Linked DNA regions of Homo sapiens: region 1 is linked to region 2. The links are chromatin contacts, found by Hi-C in ENCODE. All regions are on one chromosome and are shown on one strand. Each heading gives the region's core, a stretch centred on a gene start or an enhancer-like site at or near the end of the contact. The rest is flanking DNA. Distances are from core to core; before and after follow the strand shown. Region 1 holds the start of LENG9 (leukocyte receptor cluster member 9). Region 2 holds the start of NR1H2 (nuclear receptor subfamily 1 group H member 2).

Region 1 (3,329 bases), core at 67-2,566, 4.1 Mb after region 2:
AGCGGCCTCCTCCCCAGCGCCTGCCAGTCGCAGCAGGGCCAGGGTCAGGTGTAGGTTCTGAGAGGGCACTAGGAAGTTGGCGCAGTGTGGGGCCACGTGGACCAGGTATTCCTGGGCCTTGGTCACTTCTGCTTGTAGCCCAGGCTCGGTCACCATGAGGGCCACAAAATGTGTGGGGCGCGGTTGGCAAGGGGCTGCAACACTAAGGCGGGCCCTTTTGTCCTCGGGCCAGGCCGCAGGACCCCACTCGGCTTCTGTCGTCTCAGCGGAGCCCCCCGGGACTCCCAGGGCCTGTGCTTCCTTGCCCCCCAGCAATGTGGTCCTGGTGGCTGCTGTTGGCTTCAGTGCCTCAGTCACTCCGGCGAGGCGTCCTCTTGGGGCCAGTGTTCCCAAATCAGCAGCTGTGCCCAGCGCCCTCTCCTGGGCCGCCTCCAGCTCTCCGGGTTCCTCCACGCCTGGTTCCTGGTGCCCTGTGCAGAGCGGCCTTGTGCTCCCTCGCTTGGGGGCAGCCTGGGCCTCCTGACCTGTCCCCGCCAGTGTCCACTCGGCACCCTCTGCCCCGTGGGCGCCCTCGGTGTTCGGTGCGTCCAGGATGGTGGGCCCGCGTCCCGCCGCCGAGCCAGAGCCAAAGACGAGGTCGGTGCGCGAGGCGCGGTCCCACACAAGGCGGCCACGGAAGCGGAAGAAGCGCACGCGGTGCTGGGGCACTGCCAGCACGCCCGGCCCGAGCGCCGCCAGCGGCTGGTCCCAGCAAAAGGCGCTGAAGGGCTCCTCGCGCACACCCAGAAAGCGGTCGACGTAGCCCACCGAGAAGTCGGCGGGGTCGAGGCGCGGGTCCCAGCGGATGCGCTGGATGACGTCCGCGGCTGTGCGCAGCGGCGGCTTCTTGGCCCCGGCCTCCGGCTGCGCCTCGCGGCCAGGCGGCGCCGGCGCCCCAGGGTGGGGCTGGCGGCAGCGGGCGCCGAAGCGGCAGCGGCCTTCCAGGAAGAAGCGGCAGGCCGGCGGGGGCGCGGGTTCCGTGGCGGGGGCTTCCTGCGGCAACTCCGGCTCTCTGGCCGCTGCCATGGGTGCGGGGAACTGGCACGCCCGCCGCGCAGACGAGGTCGCCCCGCACGGAGGGCGGCTCCCCTTGGATGCACCGAGCCTCACCCGACAGTGGCGTCAGCGGCCCGCGCTCCGGCCTAGCTCTGGGGACCACGCCGCGTGCCCTCGCGAGGACTCTGGCCCAGTCCCTCCTTGGTGGAGAGCCTGACACCGCTGCTCTGGGACTTCCCGGCTGCGCCCTCCCCCAGCGCCAGGAAAGCAAGCTGCGTAAAGGCTGCGGCAGTCTCGGTCTCCCGGAGCTCTTGGGAGCCTGGCCCCGCCCCTTTCCCGGTGATTGATGTGTGCTGCCTCTTTCTGGGTGATTTACATGTAATGCCCCGCCCCTTTCGGGATGATTACGTGTGCCTCGACCTTTAGGTGATTTACATGTAGTGCCCCGCCCCGTTCCCGGTGATTTACATGTGGTGCCCCGCCCCTTTCCTGGTGATTTACGAGTGCCCCACCCCTTTTAGGTGATTTTTTTTTTTTTTTATGTGTGCCTCTCCCCTTCCCAAGTGATTTACATATGTTCCCCGCTCCTTTCAGGGTAATTTACATGTAATGCCCCGCCCCTTTCCGGGTGATTTACGAGTGCCTCTCCCCTTCTCAAGTGATTTACATGTGTCCCGCCCCGTTCCGGGTGATTTACATGCGTGCCCTGGCCCTTTCCCAGTGATACTTTTGTGCTGCCTCTTTCCGGGTGATTTACGTGTGTGCCTCTCCCCAAGTGATTTACATGTGTGCCCTGTCCGTTTTAAGGTGATTTACATGTGGTGCCCCGCCCCTTTCCGGGTGATTTACCTGTGTCCCATCCCTTTCCCGGTGATTTACATGTGGTGCCCCGCCCCTTTCCCGGTGATACCTGTGTGCCCCGCCCATGAGGGGACGTCTTTAAAGAACCTGGACCCGCCCTCAGTCCAAGTGATTTACATTTGCGGCCCCGCCCCTCTGGGAAACTTACGAGAACCTGGCCCCTCAGTCCAAATCATTTGCATGTTCGGCCCCATCCCTCGGGGGCCTTAAAGAACCAAGATGCCTGCGGACCCTTCCCCCACGGAGACCAGGCCCCTACTGCTCTAAAAGTGTTCTCAGACACTTCCCTCTGCAGCCGCTCCCAGAGTAAACGGCGGCTCCGCCGGGTCGGAGTCCACCTGAGGCGTTCAGGGCCAGAAAGACTCCTGGGGCTGCAGCACTCTGCAGCCCCGCCTCGGCTGGCCCCGCGGTGGCTGAGTCTGGCCCGGCCCCAGGACCACGTCCGGCCGGCGGTGGCGCACAGTATTTGACGAATGGGACTGCGGGAGCCGCCGCCTCTGCAAGGGGCACCGCCTGGCCACGCCCTCGGGCTCTCTTAAAGGAGCCGCACCCCCACCCCAGGGCAATCATCGGACCCGGACCAGGCCTCCGGGTGACACATCCGGCTCTCAGAGGCGCCAGGACCCTATCATTCATCCCTTTCCACGTGCAAAGTGAAAAGTCAGAGCCCGGGCACACACCTTGGCCGTTTATGTATACAGAAGTGGGGTGCCGGGCGGGAAGGGCGCGGGGAATGAGGGAACCTAGAGGCCGATGACGTCGTTCAGCTCGAGGTCCGCGTTGGGGCGGCAGCGGGCCTGGGGGGGCTGCGTCCCGGGGCGGGGTTCCGCGTCGGGCTTGGCGGCAGCCGCCTCCGGGCGCGCCGCGTCCATGACGCCCAGCACCGCGTCCAGCATGGAGGGCCCCAGATCCAGGTGGAAGGACAGCAGCGGGTCGGCAGGCGAGGGCGCTGCGGACTGCGGGACGGCGGGCGGCGGCGGGGAGCGCGGGGCCCCCGCGGGGGGCGCCCGGGGCTCGGGGGGCGGCCCGCCGCCGTGGCGGCTCAGGAACGAGGTGTCCCCGAAGGCGTCGCCGCCGCGCCCCACGTGCAGCGTGTGCCGGAAGTCGCCGAGCGGCGCGGAGATGGACAGGGCGCCGCGATCAGGCCGCTTCTTGGGCTGCGCGGGGCCCAGCTGCTTCAGCACGGGCATCTGCGAGGGGCACGGGAGGGTCAGCGCGGCCCCAGCCCGGGGCTCGCAGCCACGCGACTGCTCAAAGGACGATGGGGGACGGTTCCCGTTTTTTGTTTTTTGATTTTTGTTTTTGAGACGGAGTCTCGCCCATGCTGGAGTTCAATGGCGCCATCCCGGCTCACCGCAACCTCCGCCTCCCGGGTTCAGGCGATTCTTCCTCCTCAGTCTCCCGAGTAGCTGGGATTACAGGCACCCGCCACC
Region 2 (3,095 bases), core at 596-3,095:
CTTGGTAAAATAAGGCTGAGACCTACTGGGCTGCGTTCCCAGGAGGTTAAGGCATTCTTAGTCACAGGATGAGATAGGATAGGAGGTTGGCACAAGATACGGGTCACAAAGAGCTTGCTGATAAAACAGCATATGCAGTAAAGAAGTCAGCCAGATCCCAGCAAAACCAAGATGGCGATGAGAGTGACCTCTAGCCGTCCTCATGGCTCATTATACACTAATTATAACGCATTAGCATGCTAAAAGTCACACCCACCAGCACGATGACAGCTTACAAATGCCATGGCAACGTCAGGAAGTTCCCCTATATGGTCTAAACGGGGGAGGAACCCTCAATTCTGAGAATTGCCTACCCTTTTCCTGGAAAACTCATGAATAATCCACCCGTTGTTTAGTATATAATCAAGAAATAACTATAAGTATAATCACAGTGAACAGCCCAAGCCGCTGCTCTACCTGGAGTAGCCATTCTTTTATTCCTTTATTTTTATTGCATTTTATTTTTGAGACGGAGTTTCGCTCTTGTTACCCAGACTGGAGTGCAATGGCGCAATCTCGGCTCACCGCAACCTCGGCTCACCGCAACCTCCGCCTCCTGGGTTCAAGCGATTCTCCTGCCTCAGCCTCTCCCGAGTAGCTGGGATTACAGGCGCCCGCCACCATGCCTGGCTAATTTTGTATTTTTAGTAGAGACGGAGTTTCTCCATGTTGGTCAGGCTGATCTCAAACTCCCGACCTCAGGTGATCTGCCCACCTCGGCCTCCCAAAGTGCTGGGATTACAGGCGTGAGCCACCGCGCCCGGTCCGAGACTGAGCTTTTTTAATTCTTCCAATCACCAAGTTATTGAAACCATTTTTGCAAAATTTTAACAATGAGAAAATTCTGACATCTCAAATCTGGCCAGGCACAGCGGCTCACGCCTGTAATCCCAACACTCTGGAAGGCCGAGGTAGGTGGATTGCCTGAGGTCAGGAGTTCGATACCAGCCTGGCAAACATGGTGAAACCCCATCTCTACTAAAAATAGAAAAATTAGCCGGCCGTGGTGGTGGGCACCTGTAATCCCAGCTACAAGGGAGGCTGAGGCAGGAGAATCGCTTGAACCCAGGAGGCGGAAGTTGCAGTTAGCTGAGATCGCGGCACTGCACTCCAGCCTGGGCAACAGAGTGAGACTCCATCTCAAAAAAAAAAAAGTAAAAATAAGCCCGGTGCCGCAGCTCACGCCTGTAATCCCAGCACTTTGGGAGGCCGAGGCAGGCGGATCATTTGAAGTCAGGAGTTCGAGACCAGCCTCGCCAACATGGCGAAACCCTGTCTCTACTAAAAATACAAAAAAATGAGCCGGGCGTGGTGGCACATGCCTGTAATCCCAGTTACTTGGGAGGGTGAGGCAAGAGAATCTCTTGAACCCAGGACGCAGAGGCTGGAGTGAGCTGAGATCACACCACTGCACTCCAGTCTGGGGTGACAGAGTGAGACCTCTCCAAATAAATAAATAAAAATAAATAAAACTAACAAGCAGCACGACTCCAAAATCAGAAAACTTGTAACGACCAAAAAAGTGCAAACGTGCCTTAAATCAGTCATGTGCGACAAGCAGCTATAGCTAGGGTTTGGCCGCAGGCTCAGAGAAGCGCATGAATGAGCTAAAGCCACAAAGCGCGGGGCTGGAGGTTTGGCTCCCAAGAAGCGAGGAAATGGGTTCGGAACTCTTCTGCCAAGTCCCAGTAGATCTACCCGGTAAACTTCCGGTGAGTTTCCAACTTCCGTGCGGGGCAGCAGCTTCGGCTGGTCCTAAGCGGACCGGAAGTTCGTCAAGTTTCACGCTCCGCCCCTCTTCCGGACGTGACGCAAGGGCGGGGTTGCCGGAAGAAGTGGCGAAGTTACTTTTGAGGGTATTTGAGTAGCGGCGGTGTGTCAGGGGCTAAAGAGGAGGACGAAGAAAAGCAGAGCAAGGGAACCCAGGTAGGTGCACCCGAGAGTGGGGAGACGCAGGAGGAGCCCCGAACCCGGGGCTTCTCGGCGCTCCCCGCGTACTCCGCTCTGCCCCCTTCTCTCCTTCCATTTCCTCCCCTCGGTAATTCGCGCCTCCCGCGGCTGTTTCCAGGGCAACAGGAGTAGTTCACTCCGCGAGAGGCCGTCCACGAGACCCCCGCGCGCAGCCATGAGCCCCGCCCCCCGCTGTTGCTTGGAGAGGGGCGGGACCTGGAGAGAGGTGCGAGGGCGGAGCATGAATGGAGGAGGCGGGGCGGGGCATGATGGGAGGTGATGGGGCGGGACCTGCAGCGCGGTGCGGGGGCGGGGCATGAAGGGAGGAGGCGGGGCTGGGGGCGGGGCATGATGGGAGGAGATGTGGCGGGGCCTGGAGCGAGGTTGTGGGGGTGCAGTAGGAAGGGAGGAGGCGGGGCGGGGGCGGGGCATGATGGGAGGGGATGGGGACCTGGAGCGAGGTTGTGGGGGTGAGGCTTGGAGGGAGGGATGCATATGGGGCGGGGCAAGGTGTTGGGAGGCCCATGATGGGGGCTTTAGGGGCTGAACCTGGAAGGTTGAGGGCGGAGCATAGTAGGAGGAGGTGGGGTCAGAATGAGAAATAGGGATGCTTGGGGCAGAAGTGAGGTAGAGTCTTAAGAAGAGGAGGTGGGGGGAAACTACATGGCATGGAGGCCGTGAAGGCAGAGCATGATTAAAGGAGAATGGGCCCTACCTAGAAAAAGCAGGTGGATTGGACCTGAGGGGGCGGGGCCTACAGCAGGGGCGGGGCTTAAGACCAAGCTGAAGGCTGGCGTGGAACAGAAGGGGGCAGGTCTTGTTAGAAGGATGGGGAGGGTTTGTAGGCTGGCAGGAACCAGGGTTGTGGCTGAGAGTAGGGTCTTTGGAGAGATGGAAAAAAAAGGGAAAGCCCTGTCAGGACCTGTAACTGACCTAACCTAACCCTTCTTAGCCCCACAAGGCTCTCAATCCCCTGTATTCTACAGGCTGCTCCGTGACCCCACCATGTCCTCTCCTACCACGAGTTCCCTGGATACCCCCCTGCCTGGTGAGTGACTCTCTTCCCCACCCAGCCCTTATCACACACGAGCAGAAGCTCACTGTAC

The links. Hi-C counts contacts between places; a loop is a spot of excess contacts on that map. Pooled maps may share reads with other maps.
Region 1: a pooled map shows a loop between it and region 2 (13-fold over the local background). The contact joins the promoter of LENG9 here to the promoter of NR1H2 in region 2. A Hi-C loop is called at or near these places in 1 of 168 maps with a recorded cell type or tissue (CD8-positive, alpha-beta T cell) and 10 of 50 pooled maps.

What each region holds. Positions count from the first base shown.
Region 1 is chr19:54,462,462-54,465,790 of GRCh38, forward strand. LENG9 (leukocyte receptor cluster member 9) reads right to left here and starts at 1,317. Exons shown (of 1, transcript NM_001301782.2): 1 at 1-1,317. The coding sequence starts at 1,065. CDC42EP5 (CDC42 effector protein 5) reads right to left here. Exons shown (of 3, transcript NM_145057.4): 3 at 2,565-3,086. The coding sequence starts at 3,086. The coding sequence ends at 2,640.
Region 2 is chr19:50,374,612-50,377,706 of GRCh38, forward strand. NR1H2 (nuclear receptor subfamily 1 group H member 2) reads left to right here and starts at 1,846. Exons shown (of 10, transcript NM_007121.7): 1 at 1,846-1,965; 2 at 2,108-2,215; 3 at 2,976-3,037. The coding sequence starts at 2,995. RefSeq lists an enhancer at 1,755-2,566 and a silencer at 2,387-2,476.